Linked DNA regions of Homo sapiens: all the other regions are linked to region 3. A link is a loop called in an ENCODE intact Hi-C map of the cell type or tissue named here. Cell type or tissue: heart left ventricle. All regions are shown on one strand. Region 1 overlaps MICAL3 (microtubule associated monooxygenase, calponin and LIM domain containing 3). Region 2 overlaps MICAL3 (microtubule associated monooxygenase, calponin and LIM domain containing 3). Region 3 overlaps MICAL3 (microtubule associated monooxygenase, calponin and LIM domain containing 3).

Evidence for each region. A loop is a pair of places that touch in the nucleus more often than their neighbours do. Peaks named below come from ENCODE experiments on the same cell type or tissue, not always from the same donor. Only the 100,000 strongest peaks of a DNase experiment are listed, where the experiment ranks them.
Region 1: a loop joins it to region 3, with 2.6 times the contacts of the local background. A loop is called at or near these places in 19 of 110 quality-filtered maps.
Region 2: a loop joins it to region 3, with 2.0 times the contacts of the local background. A loop is called at or near these places in 49 of 110 quality-filtered maps.

Annotation. Positions count from the first base shown.
Region 1 is chr22:17,966,719-17,974,718 of GRCh38, reverse strand. All of the region lies in intron 1 of MICAL3 (microtubule associated monooxygenase, calponin and LIM domain containing 3), which reads left to right. Among named protein-coding and RNA genes, the nearest start is that of MIR648, 10 kb to the left of the region's middle. RefSeq lists an enhancer at 572-1,124 and a silencer at 4,582-4,876. In heart left ventricle, no CTCF peak of the experiment used is centred here; a DNase peak (open chromatin) is centred at 4,718; H3K27ac peaks cover 2,528 bases.
Region 2 is chr22:17,987,704-17,995,703 of GRCh38, reverse strand. All of the region lies in intron 1 of MICAL3 (microtubule associated monooxygenase, calponin and LIM domain containing 3), which reads left to right. Among named protein-coding and RNA genes, the nearest start is that of MIR648, 11 kb to the right of the region's middle. RefSeq lists enhancers at 855-1,355, 1,356-1,856, 3,057-3,561, 3,562-4,066. In heart left ventricle, no CTCF peak of the experiment used is centred here; a DNase peak (open chromatin) is centred at 4,557; H3K27ac peaks cover 511 bases.
Region 3 is chr22:17,905,997-17,913,996 of GRCh38, reverse strand. It overlaps MICAL3 (microtubule associated monooxygenase, calponin and LIM domain containing 3), which reads left to right. Exons shown (of 32, transcript NM_015241.3): 2 at 7,111-7,448. The coding sequence starts at 7,185. Among named protein-coding and RNA genes, the nearest start is that of MIR648, 71 kb to the left of the region's middle. RefSeq lists enhancers at 2,654-2,923, 2,934-2,983 and a silencer at 3,180-3,474. In heart left ventricle, a CTCF peak has its summit at 3,316; DNase peaks (open chromatin) are centred at 2,876 and 3,256; H3K4me3 peaks cover 349 bases; H3K27ac peaks cover 6,885 bases.

The sequences.
Region 1 (8,000 bases), 61 kb before region 3:
GGAGTCTTGCTCTGTTATCCAGGCTGGAGTGCAGTGGTGCCATCTCGGCTCACTACAACCTCTGTCTACCAGGTTCAAGCGATTCTCCTGCCTCAGCCTCCCAAGTAGCTGGAATTACAGGTGCGTGCCACCATGCCCAGCTAATTTTTTATTTTTAGTAGAGACAAGGTTTTGCCATGTTGGCCAGGCTGGTCTGGAACGCCAACCTCCACCTCCCAGGTTCAAGCAATTCTCCTCCTTTGGCCTCCCAAAGTGTTGGGATTATAGGCGTGAGCCACCACACCTGGCCTCACACAGCTCTTATAAATGTATCAGGTTTGAGTAAAACATGAAATGTGGAAATAGCAGCAGTACTAGTAATTCCCGTTTATTGAGCAACTTCTGTGTGCCAGGCCATGCAGCATAGGCTCTGCTGTACATACCATCACTTACTTCTCACAGCAGTCCCCTGAAGCCTGTTTTATCAGCACTGTTGAGGGCCAGGCCCAGGGCAGACAGCAGGGTGGTGGAGCTGGTCTTCCTCACAAAGCCCTAGGGAGCTGGGCTTTGCTCTTGACTGCCTCGTCACTTTCCTTACCTGTGTTCACCCTGGGAGCCAGAGTAACAGGAAAGTCATTCTTTGCCCTGAGCCTGGAATTTTGGCAGCTCACATAAACCATGGCCCAGAGGGAAGTATGATTTCCAGGATATAAACCATTTTTGGGTGAGTCTTCAGTCTTTTCTGTTGTGATAAATAGGAGGAGGAGCTCAGGGGACTTGTTTTTTATTTATGTATCTTAAACATTTTTAAATTTAATCTCTTTTGAGACAGCATCTCACTGTGTTGCTGGAGTGCAGTGGTGCGACCACAGCTTACTGCAGCCTCGACCTCCCAGGTGCAAATGATCCTCCCACCTCAGCCTCCCCAGTAGCTGGGACCACAAGTGCGTGCCACCATGCCTGGCTAATTTTTTGTAGAGACGGCGTCTCACCGTGTTGCCCAGGCTGGTGTCAAACTCCCGGGCTCAACTCATCTTCCTGCCTCGACCTTCCAAAGTGCAGGGATTTCAGGTGTGAGCCATCGCACTTGGCCAGCCTGTCTTTTCGAAAGGGCCCATGATTTGCCTGCGTCTAAGCCTGGCTCTGATTGGTCTCCCTTCTGCACACAGCAGACACCCAAACTCTGAACTGCCACCCCGGTTCCACAGTGGGGCTGGAAGGGGTCGGTTGTGGCCATCAGCTTCACACCCTGTGCTGCTTCCACTATCATGACCTATGTGTGGCTCCGTCCTGGGCCTCATGATGATCAAGCCGGTGTCCCAGGCCCTGTTGGGAAGGATCATATGCTCAGTTACATACCCTACAGAAGTAAGTCTCTTATCAGATTTCAGACTGGTAGAAAGTTTCTCCCATTTGGTAAGCCGTCTTTTCTGATGTCCTTTGAACTACAACATTCCCTCCCCAGGCTCCCCCCACCTTTGTTTTCCCCATGGTGAGGCTTGGCAAGTGTTGATGCCACAGGGCATGAGTGAAGAGGGTGGTAGCAGCGCCTCTGTCTGCATGCACACACCTCTCTTCTCCCTTTTCCCCCCATCTGGGTGGTGAAGGAGGCTTACTCACCCCACAGAAGAGTCAGAAGTAAAGACCCACAGCAAGTAGGCTCGGAGTCACAGGATGCTCCTTAAAGAACTGAGAACTATTGGGCATGGCTGAGGGCCCCTTGTAGCCAGAGGTGGGCAGCCCACGTGGGCCCGGCTGGGCAAGGCGCAACATGCCTGACGTGCAGGGGCCTGAGGGCAGGTCTGGGTGGGCATTGTAGGGGCTGCAGGCGCTTGGGGGCTGGCAGTGCCAAAGGCTACTTAAGCTGACGGGTCAGGTTACAGTTGCTGTGGGAACTGTGACCTTTGAATTTCCTGGCTTATGCATGGAATTTCAGTTGCACAATACTACAACAATTTGGATTATTTTTCCTCCCTTTCCTCTCCCTCCTTGGCACTTAATTTTTTATCCCAGTGAATGAGATCCATAGCTCTCTGCCCTTGCCCTTTTTCCTGGGGCAGACAGTCTTACTCACCTTCCTTCTCCTGCTGCCCCAAAGTGTGCCTGCCAGGAGACCAGCCCCGGACCCTGACCTGTGGGAATCTTCCTTCTGCCTCCAAGGCCCTGAAGATGGGGGTGAGCTGCCCGGGATGGGCTGTTGTGTGTTGTAGGCGGGCTCAACCTTTCTGTGTGCTTACCCCTCCCCGATGTGCCTTGCTGTCCCTACTCCCGTACGTCCGTTCACCTGTTGCGTGTGCCTGGTCCACCCTCCCAGGTAGCTTAGCCTGGTTCGCTCCAGATTTCAGTTTCTACTTGGAGTCCCACCCTCTTTGGGAAACCCGTTGTCACCACCTTACCTGGGAATTATTTCCCCTTCCAGTGGACCATGTGACTTGAACATTTCATCTGGTGTTTAATCAGATACTGCCTCAGGATATATATTTTCTTGTCTCAAGATTTTTTTGTTTTTTGTTTGAGATGGGATGGTCTGGTTCCTTTTTTCTACAAACCAAATTATAAAATTTGAGGGCCAAGATTTTAACAGTACCTTGCTTATTAAATAGCCACTGGTTTGTAACTGATTTGCTGAACTGAGCATGTGTTCTTAGTGTTTGCCTTGAGGAGCGCACTGGGCTTGGGAACAATGAAAGATGTAGGAAAAAGCAAGGTCCTTGCATCCAGATTCGTTAAGAGGCCTTGCCTGGCCTTGTGTGGAGTGGCCTGCCTGCCTTGCCATCCTCCTCTTCCTCTCTCACTGAGCCCTGAGCCCACTGGCCGGTGGTCCTGGAAGGCCATGTGCATTGTCGCCTGTGCCGGTGCACGTGTGCTGCTTCTGCCCCTGGAGCAAGCTCCTCCTTTCCCTGGGCATCCTCCCTCCCGGGTCGGGCTGGATACCTCTTCATTACCACCTGAAGGGCCAGGGGGCCCCTTCCGATGTTCTGTCTTAGGTTCTGCTGTTCTTTTTCTCACAGTGTGTAAGTATGGATGTATCTATATATTGACGTTTTTACACCGATGGCTGTGTCCACCACTGTCCTTCCATCTCTGGGGCACAGGAGACATAGGAGTTCTGTTCACATTCTGTGCTTAGCCCCAACACAGTGTCTGGTGCCTGTGTATGCTAGATGAATGCTAGATGTATGCTAGATGAATGCTAGATGAATGCTAGATGAATGCAGTCAATGCTAGATGAATGATGAGGTTTTTTGTTTGTTTGTTTTGACATGGAGTCTTGCACTGTCGCCCAGGCTGGAGTGCAATGGTGCGATAGCTCACTGCAACCTCCGCCTCCCGGGTTCAAGCGATTCTCCTGCTGAGGCTGAGGAGGCCTCAGCCTCCCAAGTAGCTGGGATTACAGACACACAACACCATGCCCAGCTAATTTTTTGTATTTTAGTAGAGATGGGGTTTCACCATGTTGGCCAGGCTGGTCTCAAACTCCTGACCTCAAGTGATCTGCCTGCCTCAGTCTCCCAAAGTGCTGGGATTGAAGGCATGAGCGCCCAGCCCCCCCCTTTTTTTCTGACACGGGGTCTTGCTCTGTTGCCCAAGCTGGAGTGCAGTGGTGCAATCTCAGCTCACTGCGACCTCCGCCTCTGGGGCTCAAGTGGTCTTCCCACCTCAGCCACCTGAGTAGCTGGGACTTACAGGCATATGTCACTGTGCCCAGCTAATTTTTTTGGCAGAGGCGGGGTTTTGCCGTGTTTCCCAGGCTGGTCTCGAACTCCTGAGCTCAAGCAATCTGCCCACTTCGACCTCCCAAAATGCTGGGATCACAGGTGTGTGCCACTATGCCCGGCCTCCAGAAGACTTTTTAACAGCTCACAGGGCACAGTTTAGAAAGCACTGCCTGCAAATCGGGTGGGGTGCTGAAATCAAGGACAAGATAAATATAATAGGAAAGACGTAACAGATAAAAAAATTTTCCACATTAAAAAAAAATGCTGCTCAATTAAATGGCTTGGAAAGACAGACTTAGCACCTTTTCTCACCAACCCCAATTCAAGGACCTGTTTAAGGCACCTACTGTGTGCCAGGAATATTACAGGTGTTAGAGGAGGGAACATAGGAAGTGGTGGGGAATTACTAAATTCTGCTTCTGATTTTGGATTTTTTAAAATGTATACATGATATTAGTGCTGAAACCTGACACTTCTCAGGAAGTGAGAACTAAAAAGCACAGAAGCCCATCTGCCACATAGTGAGTCGGTCACAGCCGTGACTGCAGAGTTCTGTTATCTGACTCCCAAAGGGGCCTCCAACCAGTGGGCCCTGCGGCAGATCACGAAGATCCTCTGATCATGGCCCTGCAGCTGGTCAGCCGCTCACTCAAGGACCAGTGGGCCCTGGGGCAGACCACGAACATCCTCTAAGCATGGGCCAGCAGCTGGTCAGCCGCTCACTCAAGGACAGACGGAATGGCAGATTTAGAACCTGGCGTCCATTCTCAAATCCCATTCAACAACATGGGCGGGGGACAGTGGAGGGGAAGCCATCTGTCCTCCCTTCTCACCAGGCTGAGAAAAGTGGGTGTTGAAGGTGGGACCGAGAGAAGAGCCCACAGACCCCACTCAGGGAGACTTCTCTGGGGACAGTGGCACAGAGCCTGCTAACCTGCTGGAGCGGCTGGAGCAACGGCCCAGTCCCTCTGCACACTGTGAATCCTGGCAGCCAGGGCAGAGATGTGGACCAAAGGGAAGTCTGATTACCGACTATGTGGCCTCAGAGTGCCCTTCTCCTCTGACGAGCTCCCAGTGCTTTCGTGGACGTGACCTCATGAGGCCCTCACACTCATTCCATAGGTATTTTCTCAGGCAAGTCACAGACGGCATCCCAGCACACAGGGAGAGCTGAGAGCCTCAGTTCTCTCTAAAACATGAGGAAGCATGCACCCATCCCAGGGTGTCGGCAAAGAGGCCATCCTAGACGCTGCGCTTCTCACAGCTGTTCTGGCTAGCAGCATCGGCTGCTTCTCAAAAATGATTCTGAGAGCTTAGGAAAAAGCGAATACCTCCAAAGTCCCAAAATAAGTTTCTAGAATTCCACAGAACAGAGTAACAGTCCTGCCTCACCTCCTCACAGATCAAGGGCCCATGTTGCCTTAAATCATTTCTAAGATAAACCAAAAAAGGAATAAAGGTGGCAGGGAAGAAGGAAGAAGGAAGGAAGAGAAAAAAAAGCATGTGTCTTGCCTAGAACAAAGGAGTTCTCATTTTAATCTCCAGATGGACACTGTCATTCCACAACGCCTGTCGGCTCCAGACCAACCCAAGAAGCACGATCTGCGGACAAACTGCTCATTTTACATTTCTTTCTCGTCCCTTAGAGAAAAGCACATGTATTTCTACAAGAGTCCTCATTTGGCCGGGTGCAGTGGCTCATGCCTGTAATCCCAGCACTTTGGGAGGCCGAGGCAGGTGGATCACGAGGTCAGGAGTTCAAGACCAGCCTGGCCAATATAGTGAAACCCTGTCTCTACTAAAAATACAGAAAATTAGCTGGGTGTGGTGGCGGACGCCTGTAATCCCAGCTACTCGGGAGGCTGAGGCAGAATTGCTTGAACCCGGGAGGTGGAGGTTGCAGTGAGCTGAGATCCTGCTACTGCACTCCAGCCTGGGTGACAGAGTGAGACTCCATGTCAAAAAGAAAAAAAAAAGTCTTCTGGAGAAAGTTAAAGAATGTTCTTAATAAGTCATTGAATTTTACATATTTTTGACTTTGTGTGTTGGGGGATAATTTTGTTTATAAAGTCTTTAAAAACTGACCATTTTTTGCATTGGTTAATTTACCCATGAGACCATTTATTTGTAGTTAATAAAATACAAATCTATTTAAAATGTTGAATTCATAGTTTTTGGTCACAAGGCATGTTTGAAGTTTGTCGCCCCATGCTAATCTAAAAGCGCCTAACTCCCCTCGAGCTCCTTTAGTATGCTTTCCATATATCCTACGTCAAACTGTTTGGTGGCCACATCTGTTTGAGGAAGGTGAGCTAAAGTGTGGAACCGGCCTTTCTTTCAGCGGCTCGTTGGGGCATTAGTGGTTGTGGTAATTATTATATCACTCTTTGAGTATCGGCTCTCAGTTGGACACTCTCCCAGGCATTTCAGGTTGGTTGTTTATTTGAACCTCACCTCAAAATCATTACATCCATAAGAGGCACATACTAATATATCTTTGTTTTGTGGTGGGGAAATGTAGCCTGAGGAAGCTTGCCCGAGCCAGGGTCTGGTGAGGTCTCCGGTTTGAGTCTGCGACTGTGGAGCTCTGGCGCCTCAGCTCTTCCCAGAGCAGCTCCCGGCTCCTGTGCTGCTCCCCCGTGGAGTGTCCTCACCTGTGAACACCTGCTCACCTGTGAGTGTCCCCTCAGTAGGGCGGGTCTGAGCTCTGGCAAGGTTGCTAGGCTTTTCTCCCTCCCCCAACGCTTCCACAGAGGCAGGGCTCGGCACTGGGCACGCTATCTGATTCCCCCTTTGCTCATGTGAATTCTCGCCATTTCCTCTCTTTCCTCTTCACTCTGCTGGACTTGGTCTCATCCTTCAGGATCTCCTCAGATCCACCCTTTCTTCCGTGAAACTTGCATCTATTTACCTACTTTTACAAGCATCATTTAATAATTATTTTTATTTAATTTTTAAATTTTACTCTTTTTTTTTTTTGAGACGGAGTCTCACTCTGTCATCCAGGCTGAAGTACAGGGTGCAACCTTGGCTCACTGCAACCTCCGCCTCCCAGGTTCAAGCGATTCTCCTGCCTCAGGCTTCTGAGTAGCTGGGATTACAGGTGTGCGTGACCACGCCTGGCTAATTTTTGTATTTTTAGTAGACAGGGTTTCACCATGTTGGTCAGGCTGGTCTCGAACTCCTGACCTAGTGATCTGCCCACCTCGGCCTCCCAAAGTGCTGGGATTACAGGCGTGAGCCACCACGCCCAGCCAATTTTTAGTCATTTTTACAATAGAGAAGGGGTTTCGCTGTGTTGCCCAGGCTGGTCTCAAATTCCTGGTCTCAAGTGATCTTCCCATCTTGGCCTCCCAAAGTGCTGGGATTACAGGCGTGAGCCACCACACCTGGTCCTCATTTTTATTATAATATGTACTTAAATGTATTGAACTGAATTTGTTAGAAGCCTGTCCTTAACCTTTACCTCTCTTCTGAGCTGTTGTCAGTGGGATCCCCATGCTGTAGGCATGAGTGGGTGTGTGTGGGTGTGTGTGTGTGTGTGTGTGTGTGTGTGTTTGCATGTACACTGCCCAGTGGCCAAGACTGTGAATCCATAGGGCAGATTCATCAAATATTGTCGCTTGAGTAAATGCCTTAAATATATGTGTTCTACTTTTTTTTGCAGGGTATGTAGATGCCGTTGTGATGAACAGAATACAAATGCATGGGAAAATGTTGAATTCTTAGTAGCTTTTTTATTGTTAGGCATTATTTTCAGCCAATAGGTTGTATGGAATAGCCTCTATCACATAAAGATAACAAAATCACTGATGGTGAAAACGAGTAGTTATGCCAGGATAGACCAGGGATGCTGGCCATCCTGTTCATTTGCATCTGTGCCACAGGTGTTCTGTTCTTTCAGCACGTGTTGGTTGACTGCTTAGCTGGATGGTGGCCCTTGTCCATGGAACCTCTGTCTCACCTACCCTTGATCAGTCCCATGGAGTGTGTGCACACATGGGTGCCCAGGAAGTACTTACAGATTTGACTTAGTCCTTGGATCCTATTTCCCCTGTTCCACTACCCATTCCCATCTGCTATTTCACTTTCTTGAATTCCCTCTTACTTTTCTTCCTTTGTCTAGTTCTTACAGATAACCCTAACCTCCAATAATTTTCTGTCAATTAATTGCAGCTGCTTCCTGAGTTCCAGCTGCACATTTAGCAAGGCTCAGGCTACACTGGGGGCAGATACATAATCATTGAAATAATTACTCATGGACCATTTTTGCCAGGTATCATGGAAGATGCTTTAGAAATG
Region 2 (8,000 bases), 82 kb before region 3:
AACTCTGTCTCTACAAAAAAAATACAAAAAATAGCCAGGTGTGGGTGTTGCACACTTGTATTCCCAGCTACTCAGGAGGATGAGGTAGGTGGATCATTTGAGCCTGGGAGGCCAAGGCTGCAGTGAGCGGAGATCGCACCACTGCATTCCAGCCTTGGTGATAGAGCAAGACCCTACTGTCCCAAAAAAAAAAAAAAAAAAAAAAAAAAAAATTAAAGAAAAGGCTGGGTGCAATGTCTCACGTCTGTAATCCCAGCACTTTGAGAGGCTGGGCCAAGGTAGGAGTATTGCTTGAGGCCAGGAGTTTGAGACCAGCCTGCGCAACATAGTGAGACCCTGTCTCTACAAAAATTTTAAAAATTAGCCGGGCATGGTGGTGTACACCTATAGTCGCAGCTGCTCAGAAGGCTGAGGTGGGAGGATCACTTGAGGCCAGGAGTTTGAGGCTGCAGTGAGCTATAATCACACCACTGCATTCCAGTCTGGGTGACAGAGTGAGACCCTGTCTCTTAAAAGAAAAAGGGAGGACAGAAATCAGATTAAAGAAGAGAGAAGAAGTGAGACTGTTGGCTTATACCTTGATGAAAGGTGGAAGCGGAAGGGCAAGAGCTTCTGCTAAGTAGTGAGGACCTTGGCAAGGACAACAGTATCTTTTTCGTGTTCTGTTAGGCCGTGTCTCTCTAGCGCCCAGCTCAGAGTGCATGTGTGTTATGTGTGAGGGAATCTAGTGAGGAGTCTTCCTGCATTAGGCACGTCTGCAGGTGTCTGTTGAATTGTATATCTGTTGAAGGATTCAGTCTGGTTAACTCTGGCAGGAGATTCGGTCTGGTTAACTCTGGCAGGAGAGGGATGGACAGCACAGCCTTGTGGTTAACTAGTGGCTTTTATTGACTTTTCCTGTGTAAAGGCGAAATAAACCTTAGTGGGTCCCAGGCTTCTCTTCTCTCCTGCCCATGCTTCTTTTTTTTTCTTTTTTTTTTTTGAGACAGAGTCTTACTCTGTGGCCCCGGCTGGAGTGGCCCCAGCTGGAGTGGCATGATCTCGGCTCACTGCAGCCTTGACCTCCTGGGCCAGGCCATCCCCCAACCTCAGCCTCCTGAGTAGCTGGGACTACAGGCCCACACCACCACACCCGACTAATTTTTAAATTTTGTGGAGAGACAAGCTCTCTCTGTGTTGCCCAGTCTGGTCTTGAACTGCTGGGCTCAGGTGATCCCTGCAAAGTGCTGGGATTACAGGCACCCCACTGCACCCAGCCCTCTGTCTCTTTTCTGTTGCCAGTTGAAGTCTGGAGGTAGCATGGGTCCCGGGAGGCCAGTGCCAGTGTTGGAAGCCAAGAGAGGAGGAGCAGCTTGGTCAGGGGGAAGATGCAGAGTGCTCACTCCTGGCACCTGGAGCCCCCAGGGGAATGGCAGCTACCCTTTAGCGTGGACTGTCCCCAGCCCACAGAAAGTCAGCTTACAGAGGTTCTAGCCATATTCCTCCCTCCTCCACCAACAAAGCTCCTTGTTGTGGCTGAGAATTGTCAGGCTGTGATGGGACAGGGACAGGGGTGGGAGAGCAGCACCTGGCGCTGATGAGCACAGCAGCGATGGCAGCATCAGAGATGCTTAGAGACTGTTGGCCATGCCACACTGTCCTGAGTGCCCACGTGTCTTAACGCGCTCAGTCCTCACCACAGCGGACAGACGGGGTGCTGTTATGATCCCTGCTTTTCACACTAGGAAGTGGGGCACAGAGGGCTAAAACAAGTGGTGGCGTCAGGATTTAGATGAAGGCATTGGGTTTTGGACTTGTGGTGTCACAGACCAGTTGAGGGCAACTGACTTGGGCATATTCCACGGGGTTACCTCCGTCCTGGGGGGTCACCGCTTCCTGTCTTCAGACCCCTCCTCCATATTTCCCTCTCTTCACTCTTGAGTTCTCTCTCTGAAGTGCCAGGAGAGGTGCATTGAGGTTAGTTGGCATATTCCTTGAAATATTCCTGGCCTGCTTCTCAGGGGGCAGAGTCAGGAGGTAATTCTGAAGCACTGGGAGGAGAGTGTGGGCGCAGGGGGGCTTCCCGGGGGGCACTTAAGACACTGTGTGTTCAGGAACCTGGGGGCTGTGCCTTGGGAATCCAGAGAGTGCTGAGGGCTGCCCTGCTCCTGGAAAAGATGAAGAAGCCCTTCTCTTCCTTCTGATTCCCAAGTTGTGGAACCCAAGCAGATCCATTATTGCCCCAGCTAAACTCCTTTGTGATGATTCTTTTAAGAGAATGAGCTGGGCCAGGGGTGGAGGAAGGCAAGTGGAGGGAGAGCATTAGGACAAATACCTAATGCATGCGGGGCTTCAAACCTAGATGACAGGTTGACAGGTGCAGCAAACCACCATGGCACATGTATACCTATGTAACAAACCTGCACGTTCTGCACATGTATCCCGGAACTTAAAGTAAAATTAAAAAAAAAAAGCCATCTGGGAATCCTAATCACTGTGTATAATTGGCACATGAACTTATGGAACAGAACCTTTTACCCAGTTTGGCCATGAGTAGTCAGAGTCATTCATTTCCCTGTGAAAAAGGAAAAAGGAAATATTTTAACTAGTGACATGGGCTTGGGTCAGTTTCTTTCCAAAACAGATAGGCTTTCTCAAAACCACCCTTGCATGGGTAGGAAAAACAAATAAACTTTCTGCTTTTGGTATTCTAAGTACCTTTAGACAGTGGGGCCTGTGGACAATTATATAAGAAAGTCATAACAGTGATCGCTTCGCCTTACCGTGGCCAGACTGCGCACACATCATTTCTAGTCTTCAGGTAGAGTCCTTTCACCCCATTTTACAGCAGGGAAGCTGTTCCAGTGAGGTAAAGGGCCATAAACCCAATAATTTGCATAGCTAATGACTCCAAATCCCGTGAGATAAATGTTCAGGGAGCAAAAGGAAGAGGAATGGGGCAGAAAAAGACAGTATGAGGCAGGGAAGAAATTCACAGGTGGTAGCTTGAATTGGCGGCCTCCGGGTTTAGTGAGCACCGTGCTAGGCCCTAGTGAGGGGTGGGGATACAAACAAGCCCCTGGGCCTCAACCACCCTCAGGGAGCCAGGGAGCAGGGGGGATTCCTACTTCAGGAATCCTTTACACACTGACTTTTTTCAGCACATTTATTGAGCATCTGTTGTATGTAAGTGCCACGTGGTAAGACAGCCTGTGTCTGCAAGAGGTTGATATTTCTAAGGGGTTGGATGCATTGTCAGCCATGCAAGTGCAGTAACCTGGATTTAACTGGCCAGGAAGCCCTGGACGTAGAGTGCTAAGCAAATTTATGCCAACTAGTAAAATATTCTTGATTTGGTTTTATTTCTTGCACATAAGATTGAGAATTTCTAGAATTTGCCTACCCCCTGTGTCTGCTGTTTGTGGAATGTTTGTGTTTTGCAAACAGGATCATTTTGCAACTCCTTCCTGAGGACCAGCCCTGCACTTTGGCTGCAGGAAAGGCTGGGACCATTTCCCTTGCCTGCAGGCTGCCCTTGGGCCCGTCACCACTTTGGAGCTGGTGCTCTCAATGTGCTTGTCCTTGCCCAGCTACTCATCGAGAGATATAGGTGCCCCAAGTGGACTGGGCAGCCCTTCCTAGAGGAGGGTTTTGCAGTCTGTGCCCTTTCCTAGGTGCTCTAGCAACGGTGGGTGGGAGCAGTCCTGGGCATGGAGGCGCCTCATCCATGCTCTGGGCATTAGATTGTTCATGCTGCTTCTACGGCTCCTTTCTAACCCTAGGACCACGGTGCTGTGTCTACCACGGCCTCGAAGCTGGTTGGAGCCTTGTAATAATGTCATTAGCCAGCACAGTAGCGAGCCCCCCATTCCTCCATCTCCCTGAAGTATTTCTTTGTCATGTGCTGTATTTGGAAGCTGACGTGTTGTGGGAAAAGGCCTAATAGGACTTCTTACTACTGGATATGATGAGTGAGATACCGTTTTGCTTGGGTTTTAACCTTTTATTTTCTAAGACCTTTGGTTCCATTTGATCAGGTCCATTCAAATAGAAATTACTTATGTCTTCTATAAATGAGTTAAACACCTGATCTCTGCTTCCTGCTGTATTAATATAGCTGACTGGCTAACATGAAGGACACTTTTACATGCTGCTTATGACAAGTTCCTTCTGTGCATGACCACCAGCCCAGGGGAAGGGTTCATGGCTTTAAGGTGTCTCTTACCCTTCAGGCAAAATTGATGTATGGAAACGTGGATTTATCTTCAAAATAAACTAGTGTGTATCTGTACGTCTTGACTTGAAATTAAATTCTTCACAGTAAAAGAATTTTGCAACAATTCCTTCTGTAGGAATTTAAAAATTTACCTTGCTATAGACAATATTTTAGGCAGTCTGATATCCCACCATTGGTGGGAATGACTGCCTGTCACTTTCACCTGCCTGCCCCTCTTTGTCCCCCTACAGCACTTACACACACGCAGGCTCAGAGGCACAGGTGCTCCTGGCTCTGCCTGCAGCCTCCCAGGCCTGTCATCTGGGCCTGTTGGTGCGGCACATGGATCTAGGTGCTGTCACGGGCTGTCAGTTGTGGCACGTCCTGGCAGGGCCTGGCTGGCCCAGCCTCTGCTCATGCAGTATTCATCTGCACGCCAGGAGCCGTGTGGACCATCTCTGCTGCGCTGCCCCACTCAGCTCCGTGTGCAGTTGCTTTCCTTTAATGCTTGTCTCCAGGCCATTTTTGTAAGCTTTTATGAGGTCCAAATGCTTAGGCACAGGCAGGCAAGAAAATCCAGCAGGGCATATAGATCATTCCCAGTAGTAAAAGAGGTCAAGGGGTTTGGCTAAAAACCTCACTTATATTGGGATATGGGAAAAGTGGGAGAGAACTGATTTCTCAGGAGTCCGCTTCATAATATGTGTCATGGCATGATCGCCTTCAATCCTCATGACAATCTTACAGAGTTACCCGTATGAGGCCCACTTGAAAGATGAGGCGCAGTGAGGTTAGATGACTTGCCTGAGATCTCTCACCCGGTAAATGGTGGAGCTAAATCAGAGTAAGACACTCAAACTGTGTTGTGGTTAAGAGTTTGGACTCTGGAACCCGACTGTGCTGTACTATACCGGTTACTAGAGTGTGTGACCGGGAGTGTGTTCCTTATCCTCCCGAGACTCAGTTTCCTCATCTGTGCAATGAAGGGCGTAACAGTCCTACTCACCTTGTATGGTCACAAGCATTTAGAATCCTCCCAGCACGTGGTAAGCACCCAGTGAGCACCCCACGCATCAGCTGGTACTGTCACTGACTGGTGCTCATGAAACTTGGAATGGAATTCTGAGGCTTGGGGCTTCCTGTCATCCAGAGACAGTCTTCAGGGGAGCATGCTGGGTCCAGACTATCCAGTGAGTCAGCACAGGTTTCTTTGCGGTGTTTGGATGGGTGAGAATGAACAGTGCCCTCCAAGGGGGAGTTCTTTCCTATCTTGCTGGTCCCCTCCTCATCCCGCTTGCTCCCGCTCTCTAACTGCCTTTCTCATCAATATGAAAGCATCTGCAAAAGCCTGCTCTCTAGCTCACTCCTGATCCCCTGGGGCTTTGCATTTTTTTTTTATTAGCAATTCTTTAAGCCTCCTGAAATAACTTATTTATTAAAGTTGTATCCGTTGGTCCCTTTTTCCACGTGTTGTGTTGCCCTGGGTTTTAGGGCAGGGGCGGCTTCATGAAAGTGTACTACGACCTTGTCTCTGCTCATGACAAACCTGCCTCAGGAGAGCCAGGGTAATATACACAACAGTTATGGGGAAGAAAAGGGATGAAATAGGCATAGATGGTGTGATTCGGGAAAACAAGCATGCTAACTATTACTTCTTGAAAATCTATTATATGCCAAGCACTGGTTCAGAAGCTTTATATGCGTTGTCAGCCCTGCAAGTTAGGGGATACTGAGTCATTCCCTCTTTACAGATGAGGACCCAGAGACAGAAGCATCTTGTGCAAGGGCACTTGGCACATGGGTGAGAGGAGTTGGGGGTTTGAACCTGTGACCATGTTGACTTCTGTGGGCCTACGGAGGAGATGCAATTTGAACTGTGCTCAGGCCATGGTAGGATTGTCTTAAGTGAGATGTGGGGGTGCTGGGGTGAGCGCAGGCTCAGGGTTGAGCGTGAGCAGCATGCATTCAGGGGCAGCGAGGAGGCCAGCCTGGCCAGGCTGGGGTTGCCTTCAGCATTGATGAGCTGCTGTACCGGGTTCTGTCTGGGTGGTGGGAGATAAATAAGATGTATTCCTTGCCCTCTGGGATCTTGCTGCAGCTGGCAAGACAGACACACAAATAGTTGATTTCAGCGCTGTGTGGTAAGAGCTATGATGAGGGTAAGTATAGGGAGCTGTGGGAGCAGAGCACAGGGAGCTGGGAGCATTCCCAGAGCCTTGCCCTGACTGCAAGGGCAAGGTAAGGTAGCGGCAGGCTTAGCGGTGGAAGGCAGGAAGGGCTTCCTGAAAGGCAGAGAACAGCATGAGCAAAGGCATGGCGTTGAGGGCTTTCTTGTTTATTCTCCTGGTCAAATGGATGTCAGGGTACAGTGTGGGCTTTATGGGCATCGGGGAACCTGCCGGGGGTTTGAACACAGAGCGACGGCGGAAGTCGAGTTTTAGGTCAGTTAATCTTGTGGAGGCGGGAGAACTGAGTCAAGCAAGATCAGCCGGGGAGGAGTCAGCAAATTTGTTTCTGTAAAAGGCCGGAAGGTAAATGTTTTAGGTTCCATGAGCTGGTTGGACTCCGCGGCTGCTCCCCTCTGCTGTTGTGTGAAGGCAGCCACAGAGAGCACAGAAGTGGATAGCTGTGGCTGGATTCCAGTAATGCTTTTATTTGTGGCCTCTGAAACTTAAATTTTATGTCATTTTTACATGTCACAAAATAGCTTCCTTTTAATTTTTTTCCCCAGCCCTTTAGAAATGTAAACACCAGGCCAGGCGCGGTGGCTCATGCCTGTAATCCCAGCACTTGGGGAGGCTGAGGCGGGTGGATTACGAGGTCAGGAGTTCAAGACCAGCCTGGCCAAGATGGTGAAACCCCCGTCTCTACTAAAAATACAAAAAAATTAGCCGGGCGCGGTTGCAGGCGCCTGTAGTCCCAGCTATTTGGGAGGCTGAGGCAGGAGAACCACTTGAACTCGGAGGGTGGAGGTTGCAGTGAGCCAAGATCGCGTCACTGCACTCCAGCCTGGGCGACAGAGTGAGACTCCGTCTCAGGAAACAAAACCAAAAAAAACCCAGAAATGTAAACACCATTCTTTGGCCTGCAGGCTGGATCTGGCGTGTGGGTGGTGGTGTGCCCACCCCTGGCAGATGGGGATGATTCAGGTGTGACATGACAAGGAACTGGAACAGGATGTTGGCAGTGGATGTGGAGTGGAAGGGACCTGATGCCAGATACATTTTGAGAAGAGGACACTGATAAGATAGAAAGGATAAGGAGAGGGCAGCGCCCCGGATAATGCTGGGTAGGTGCCTTTCCAGCCCCCTGTTGGTAAAGCTGGCCTTGTTTTCCAAGTGCCAGGAGTATGACTTGGTTCTGAAGAAAAACCCAAGAGATATCGGATGCTCGCAGACTTCCATCAGCATTGTTAGCTGTCCCCATGTCTCCCTGGGGGCAGTGCTGTGCCGGTTTCTCTGCTGCCTTGGCTTCGGGTGTTCTGGGCAGCAGGTGCCCCCTGCTGTGACTGGGGCAGCCTGCCCGCCTGTTTGTGGAGCCACAGGTAGCCACCTTTAGGGCAACTCTATTTTGATATAATTTCCTGTTTACAGAGAAGTTGCAGGAGGAGTGCAGGCACTCCCCATCTATTACCTGGATTTATTAGATTTGATCGTTTGACCCCATTTGCTTTATCATTCTTCCAGTGTGTAGATGCATTTTTTTCAGACCAATTTGAAAATTGAAGACATTGTGCCCCTTTACCCTAAATAATTCAGTGTGGGTTTATGAAGAATAAGGATGTTCTTGTCCACACCACAGGACA
Region 3 (8,000 bases):
CCTGTGATTTTCATTTTACAGATGAGGAGACTGTAGGATGGTGAGCCTCAGGCATTCTTCTTGATTGCTTGTTTTGGGGGTTACTTTGAACGTGAGTTGACGTCATCATCAGTGATTGTGTTTATTGGGTGCCTCGCTATGATTCAGACATTTTAATGTGTTTGGGGTGACAGAACTGCAAGGCAGAGGTCAGGTCACTTCTGACTTACTTCATTTCTCAGCTGCGTGGATGTTCTTAACTTGGTTTTCATGAAGAAATAGGTTGTTAGCAAAGAATAGAAATGAAAATTAGAAAAGATACAACATAAGTGTTAGGACTGTACTACAGTCCTGCAGGATTAGGGACTTGGAAGAGAACCCAGAGGCTATCTGGGTCTGGCTCTTCTCAGATGCCTCTAGAGAGGGGTCATCCACACCCAGCCAAGCAGAGTGCTGGTCATGAGAAAAATGCCACACTCTTGCAGTGTTCCTGTTAGACTGTCACTGCCCGCCCAGGCTGACTGTTGCATTCCTGGATACCACGTTTTGGTAGCACATTGGAAGTCTTTCTCTAACATGTGTCCAGGTCTCCTTCACCTTCCGCAGCCACGCAGGCCAGGCTAGTGCTTTCCCCAGGACCGGTCCTTCAAGTACAGAGCTGCTGGGCTCCATCCTACCCTCGTCACCTCCACAGAAACACGACTTATTTCTACTCCAGGTCGGGTTATAGCGCAGAGACCCAGTCCCTGCCCTAAGGAAGTTCACAATGGAGGAGAGAGACATTTAAATAATGTCCTTGCAGAGTGGCAGGAGCAGATGAGGAGTGCAGCCGGGTGACAGGCAGGAGAGGGGAAGGGCACAGTGGTGGGGGGAGGAGCTGGCTTCATGTTTCCTCTCCATCCTGCTGAGTGTCAGCTTGATGATAAATAGGATGGAGAGTCAGGATAGATCCCAGGATGCAATACATGTGGATTCAATACCTTCTCATGATAGAAATACTCACCAGACTAGGAATAGAAGAAAATTACCTTCACCTAGTAAAAGCCATATGCGAAAAACCATGGTACGTGTTATGTTCAACAGTGAGAGACAGAAAGCTTTTCCTCGTATGATCAGGAACAAGACAAAGATGCCCACTTTTGCCTCTTCTATCCAACATAATCCTGAAGTTCTATCCAGAGCAGTTAGGCCAGAAAAAGAAATTAAAAGGCATCCAAATTGGAAAGGAAGACAGTTATCTCCATTTGTAGATGATATGATCTTATGTGTAGAAAATCCTACAGATTCCACCAGAAAAACCTGTTCAAGGCTAGTACATAAATCCAACAAAGTAGCAGGATACAAAGTTAATACACAAAAATCAGTTACATTTTTATATACTAATAGTGAACAGTCTGAAAAGGAAATGATGAAAATAATTGTCTACAGTAGCATCAAAAATAATAAAACACTTAGGAATTAGCCAAGGAGGTGAAAGCCTTGTACAGTGAAAACTAAAAAACATCACTGGAATAAATTAAAAGATAAATGAGAACAAATTCACGCTTATGGGTTGGAAGACTTACTATTGTTAAGATGTCACAATTACCCAAACAATACACATTCAGTGTAATCCCTATCAAAATCCCAATGATTTTTTTTTTTTTTTTACAGAAATAGAAAAACCCATCCTAAAATTTACATGGAATCTCAAGGGACCCTGAATAGCCAAAACAGCCCTTCTAAAGGAGACCAAAGCTGGAGGACTCATGCCTCCTGATTTCAAAACTTACTATAAAGCTATACTAATCAAAACAGTGTGGTACTGACATAAAGGCAGACATATAAACCAATGGAATACAATAGAGGGCCCAGAAACATACCCTAACATATATGGTCAAACTATGTTTTGTTAAGAGATGGGGTCTTGCTATGTTGCCCAGGCTGGAGTCTAGCTCCTGGGAGGATCAAATAATCCTCCTGCTTCAGCCTCATGCACCTCACTTACGGTCAAATTATTTTTGACAAGGATACCAGGACTACTCAGTACGGAAAGGACAGGCTTTTCAAATAATGATGCTAAGTTGCCTATGTTGAAGGAAGACAGATCAGGAGCCCGAGGCATGTTGGCGATTTGGGTCCTGGTTTCTGAGGGAAAATATGATCAAGTGTTCCTCTCCACCTACTTTTTTCTTTTTTTGGTTTTTGAGACAGGATCTTGCTCTGTTTCCCAGGCTGGAGTGCAGTGGCATGATCATGGCTCACTGCAGCTTCGACCTCCTGGGCTCAAGCAATCCTCCCACCTCAGCCTCGCATGTAGATGGGACCACAGGCGAATGCCACCACACCCAGCTAATTTTTTTGTTTTTGAAGAGACAGGATCTCACCGTCTTGCCCAGGCTGGTCTTGAACTCCTGGGCTCAAGTGATCTTCCTACCTTGGCCTCCTAAAGTGCTGGGATTACAGGCATGAGCCACCTCACCTGGCCTTCCACCCGCTTTCAAGATCTGTTTAGATGAGACATACCTCTGACTGAATGGGCTAGGGGAAGGCGCAGTTCACAGATTGCTGTGTAAGATTCAGAAATTTGCACGTTCGCTGGTGTGTTCATGGTGCATTGGCTAGGGAGAAAACTAAGCTTCACTCTGATGCCATACTCTTGAAGTGTCATTCTTTTTTGTTGTTTTGTTTCTTTTTTTTTTTCTATTTTTAAACATGATTCTCCTTTCTACTCCCCCACAAACATCCAGCTACCTCTTCTAAGAGCTAGAGATTGAGTGTTCTCATAGCCAGCCAGAAGTCAGTGACAACCTTCAACTATTGTTATAAATAGAAACATAACCATGTCCTGCGTGTGCTTCAGAGGCCGTCTCTGCAGTGCCATCCTCCACAGCCAAGGCCCATGCGGGGCTTCTGAGTCAGCAGTCAGCTGCTGCGGACAAAACATGCAGGCTGGAGTCAGCTGGCAGAGACTCACAGATGCCTGGAAACCTGGCATCACCTCCTCTTCCTCCCCCAGCCCCCAACCCGGCTCCTCACTTCCTCTACCCCTTCCTTGCACACCTTGGCTTTTCAGTTTCTGGGATTTCTGGCACCTTCCTGCCAGGTTTCCTGGTCTCCAGGTTCCTGTGATTATGAACTGTACACAGGGTGGTGCAGGACAGGCCAGGAGGAGCATGATCTGGCTTTGACCTTAAGGAATGAGGGAAATGGGGGCGGTAACAGAAATAGCCCTGCTCTGCTGTGCTTCCCGGCTGTTGTCAGAGCCAAGGAGAATGCCGGGTAAGCCCCTTGCAGAGTGAGACAGGCCCAGCCCAGCAGAGCCACAGAGCAATGCTGTCACACTCTGGAGGAGTCTTTGCGCTGCAGTCATCATTCAGCTGCAAAGCAGGAAAAGTGAGGCAGCCCAAGGGAATTCATCTTGTGTCGTCTTACCTTGGGTGCCGGTCGCATTGTTCCAGGAGCCATCCTGCCTCTGTTCATCCATTGTCACCAGTGCCCTGCAGGTCGAAATCTCTTCGGCCGGGGAATTAAAACTTGCCTGCTGGTTGGCTCTGCAGCTCTCTGGGAGCTGTGGCTGACATCTGTTAATTTAAAAGTGTTTTCACTAGCAGAAGGATTGGGGACAGTTATTAGTGAAGCCGTTCCTCTGTAGTGGGGTTTGATTTGGAAATTCTTTGTGGCGGTTAGCAGCTCTTTGGAAGTGAATTATTTCAAACCGAGTGGGTGACAACCAGCCATGGGGTTGTTAGCTCACACGTAAGAACTCTTCTTGGGAAATAAGTGCCCAAGACCCTCTTTCAGGGTAGGTGTAAGCCAAGGCAGGCGCTATGACGGGAAGGATTTTGGAGTTATGGGTTGCAGGACCTTTAATGTATTGGCTTCAGCAAGAATGTCATGGTTCTGAGTGCTCTGAATCCTGGCAAGGAGTTGAAAGTGGCTACTGTTTAGAAACAAAGAAAAGTCATTTTCTTCTTTGACATGAGGTAGCGGTGGATCAGACCCAGTGTATGCAAAGCTTACCAAACACTGTGACTCTGGTGGAGTTCAGGTTGACTGTGAATGCAGGCAGGGCACACAGGGTCAGGATTGTGCCATGCTGTGTGCTTGTCAAAGAGCAAGTGAAGCCTCAGAAGTCCCACAAAGAGGTCAGGAGGCAAAGAGGGTCCCTGATGTAGAAAATGGTGTGGGACCTTTGTTTCTAGTCATGGGTTGTCAGCTGTCACCATTTCTCCTGCCTTCACATAAGCACATCTGCTCTTTCCTGCCCTACAAGCCATCTTTTGACTTTCTAACATTTCTAAGATAAGCCTTGGCTTGTAAGATAAATAATGGGCCCTTTTTAGGAACTGTAAAGTATTTCTCTTGCTGCTACCTAGAATAAAACCTTTCTTTTTTGGGGAAACTGAATGTTAATTCCAGTTAACTCCATTTCTTGCTGGCCTCTTGGCCATGTGGCTATTGAGAGAAGCTATGTGTGTTAACAGTGTATTGTTTTTGTTTTGTTTTGTTTTGAGACAGGGTCTCACTCTGTCGCTGAGGCTGGAGTGCAGTGGCACAATCTCAGTTCACTGCAAGCTCCGCCTCCCGAATTCAAGCAATTGTCATGCCTCAGCCTCCTGAATAGCTGGGATTACAGGCGTGTGCCACCACACCTGGCTAATTTTTGTATTTTTTGGTAGAGATAGGGTTTCATCATGTTGGCCAGGCTGGTCTTGAACTCCTGACCTCAAGTGATTCACCCACCTCGGCCTCCCAAAGTGCTGGGATTACAGGCATGAGCCACCACACTGGGCCAGCAGTATAGTTTTTAATATCTAGAGCCAGGAGGGTTTGTTGAGTACGTGATATATTTGAGGCGAAAAGCCCAGCCAGTGTGTTCCATCTGCAATGTATCCTCCACATTATGTGACGAGTGTTGTGTCTGTTGACATAGAAAATATAAGGTGGAGAGGGCAGTTCCTTGTATTTAGTTACAACTTTCTCTCATGAAACTTAAGATGCATCTCATTTGGTTTGGTTTAATCCTGTGATACCATGGTGAGGTGCGGAGAGAAGTGGCATGTCATTTCTACTTCACACTGCTGCTCAGTGTGCTTACCCAAAGTAAGAGCTTCAGGGCCTCTTCTGTATCATTCTGGAACATGGTGCCTGTCTTCCAAGAGTTGGTTTCAGCAGCACCTGCAGCTGAATAGTGGGCAGTCTCTTGCTTCTACATGCCTGCTGAACGTAGTGCATCAACCACTCCCTTCCTCTGTCTGCACCCAACCCCAAGGGTACATCTTTAAAGCAAAGTCCAGTCCAGTTGTGTTGGTCACTCTCGTGGTGAATTGGTGATGTGCCTGTGCTGGGCCATTGTGATGAGAGCACCAGGAGCAAGTGCTGTGGGCATGTGGATTTCTCAGCAGTAGCCTTGGAGAACTTCAGAAGTGAAAGTCTTGGCCAGGCTCACACCTGTAATCCCAGCACTTTGGGAGGCCGAGGCGGGCAGATCACGAGGTCAGGAGATTGAGACCATCCTGGCTAACACGATGAAACCCCGTCTCTACTAAAAATACAAAAAATTAGCCGGGCGTGGTGGCGGGTGCCTGTAGTCCCAGCTACTTGGGAGGCTGAGGCAGGAGAACGGAGTGAACCCAGGAGGTGGAGCTTGCAGTGAGCAGAGATCGCACCACTGTATTCCAGCCTGGGCAACAAAGCGAGACTCCATCTCAAAAAAAAGAAAAAAAGAAAGTCTTAGGGGCGCTGTCTAACCTCCTTGTCTTACACACAAGGAAACTGAGGGTTCGTGCAACAGTGCTTACCCAGAGTTGTGCAGCGGGGTCGTGCAGCTGGGGTCTGGCTGTGTGGGCTCAGCCCTGTGGTCACACTCGTCTTGTCACCCTGACCCACTCTCTACTCACTAGTTTTGTCCTTTGTCCTTTTGCCTCCCACCTTCCAATACAGTTCCAGTGGTGAGGTTTCATCAGATGTGACGCAAAAACGATTCTGCAGACTCACAGGAGCCGGTGGGTGCAGGAGTACACGCGGTGCCATCTCCCACCTCCCAGCCTCTGTCCAGCAGACTCACTGGACGTAGGTGTGCGGACATTTCCATAGGTGGAAGGCATAGATATCGTCATTTACTGCTGTTCAATTCGATTCAGGGTGAAAATGGAATGACTGTGAAGTCTCCCAACCCTGTACCTTACGCAATAGCAGGACTTCTTCAGTTCTTTTAATCCCTGCCAACTTTGACACTCTCGAACTTTCTGCTCCTTAGACTTCTGTGATGCTGCTGGTTGGTTCTCTTCAGACCTCTCCCTACTGTTCCTCATCTTTTAAGAGGGCTCATCTTTCTCTCCCAGCCTCTTGAAGGTGGGGCCTCCTGGATCTCTTCCAGAGTCTGCGGCTCTTCTGCCCTGTGCACTCTCCTTTCGTGATCTTCCTGCTTTTGTATGCTTAGCTACTGCCCGTGTGCCAGCGACTCCCAAATCTGGATCTGCGTCCCCAGCCACTCCCTGAACTTCACATTTGTACCGACTTCCCGGTAAGCACCTCCACTTGGAGCTCACGTGTGCAGGTGAGGAAGGGGCTCACTGCTCCACTGGCACCAAGGAGTGCTTCTGTTTTTAATCCATTGGCCTGATGTCTCCGTTTAATCCGGGGCCTAAGCTGGAAACCTGGGAGTTATCCTTGCCTCTTTGATCTGTACGAGTCACTCAGGCCTGTCTTTGTCACTTTCCCATGTCCTACACCTCTTCCCTGCCTGGCTAACATTTATGCTGAGAGACTCAGCTGTCACCTCTCAGAGGCTCGCCTTCAGTGGGGACCCCCCCCCTTCACCACCAATAGTGACTTAGATCCTCTTTCTCTGTTTCCGAGATGGCCTTGTGTCTCCCTCTCTAGTGGCACTTGGTACAGTCCATTGAGACATTCTGTGTCTGTGTCTGCCTCGTCTCCTAGACTGTCAGATCCTTGAGAGCAAGAACCATCCTGCTCACCTTTCCAGCCCCAGTGTTTCGTAGTGCCTGGAGTATTGCAGGTGTGCAGTCCACACTTATGGATGGATGACTGCGACACTTTAGAACTCTGCTTTGAAGAGGAATATGTCTCCTGGAGAATGTTTGTAGACAGAGAAATGCTAACCACGTTTTTCTTTCTTTTTGTCAGATTAACGTGACAGTGTCAGGTGGACCCACAGCCATCCCACCTCCCCCTCTGGGGAGTGCTGAGAGTGAGGCAGCATGGAGGAGAGGAAGCATGAGACCATGAACCCAGCTCATGTCCTCTTTGACCGGTTTGTCCAGGCCACCACCTGCAAGGGAACCCTCAAGGCTTTCCAGGAGCTCTGTGACCACCTGGAACTAAAGCCAAAGGACTACCGCTCCTTCTATCACAAGCTCAAGTCCAAGCTTAACTACTGGAAAGCCAAAGCCCTCTGGGCAAAATTGGACAAACGGGGCAGTCACAAAGACTACAAAAAGGGAAAAGCGTGCACTAACACCAAGGTAAGCTTTGCTCCTGTTGGGCCCTGGGGTCACTGACGAGATGCCTTCTCCCTCAACAACGTCTTGCATCTCTGGCCATTCACCATATATGATCTACAAGGTCTGGGTGCCAAGAAGTTCTATGGCAAGTTCTGTGCCAGAGCCATCGACCATATCCAGGTGCCAAAGAGGAGGATTGAGTTAGAGGTAGGCTGAGTGAGAACCAGGCAAAGTCTAGCCACAACCTAGCATAAGAAATCAGGCTTCAACCCTGTTGAAATTTTGTGGATGTCTAACCTCTTTTTGTTTGACTTGCATGACCCAGACCCTGTTTTAAGCATGTTTCATGTATTTACATATTGAGCGTTCAAAGTTTCAAGTATTTAAGAACAACCAAAGTCAAGTGGCATGGGAACCTTTTATTTTGCTGAAGCTCTCTTTTGAACCTCACGTGGTTCGGAGGATGCAGGTCACTTAGCAGGGACATAGCCAAGCCCTGCTGGTATCCTGTCTGAACACGGCTTTGGGGTTCTTGGCATGTCCTCTTTCCAAAGTTCCATACTCAGTAGCTGG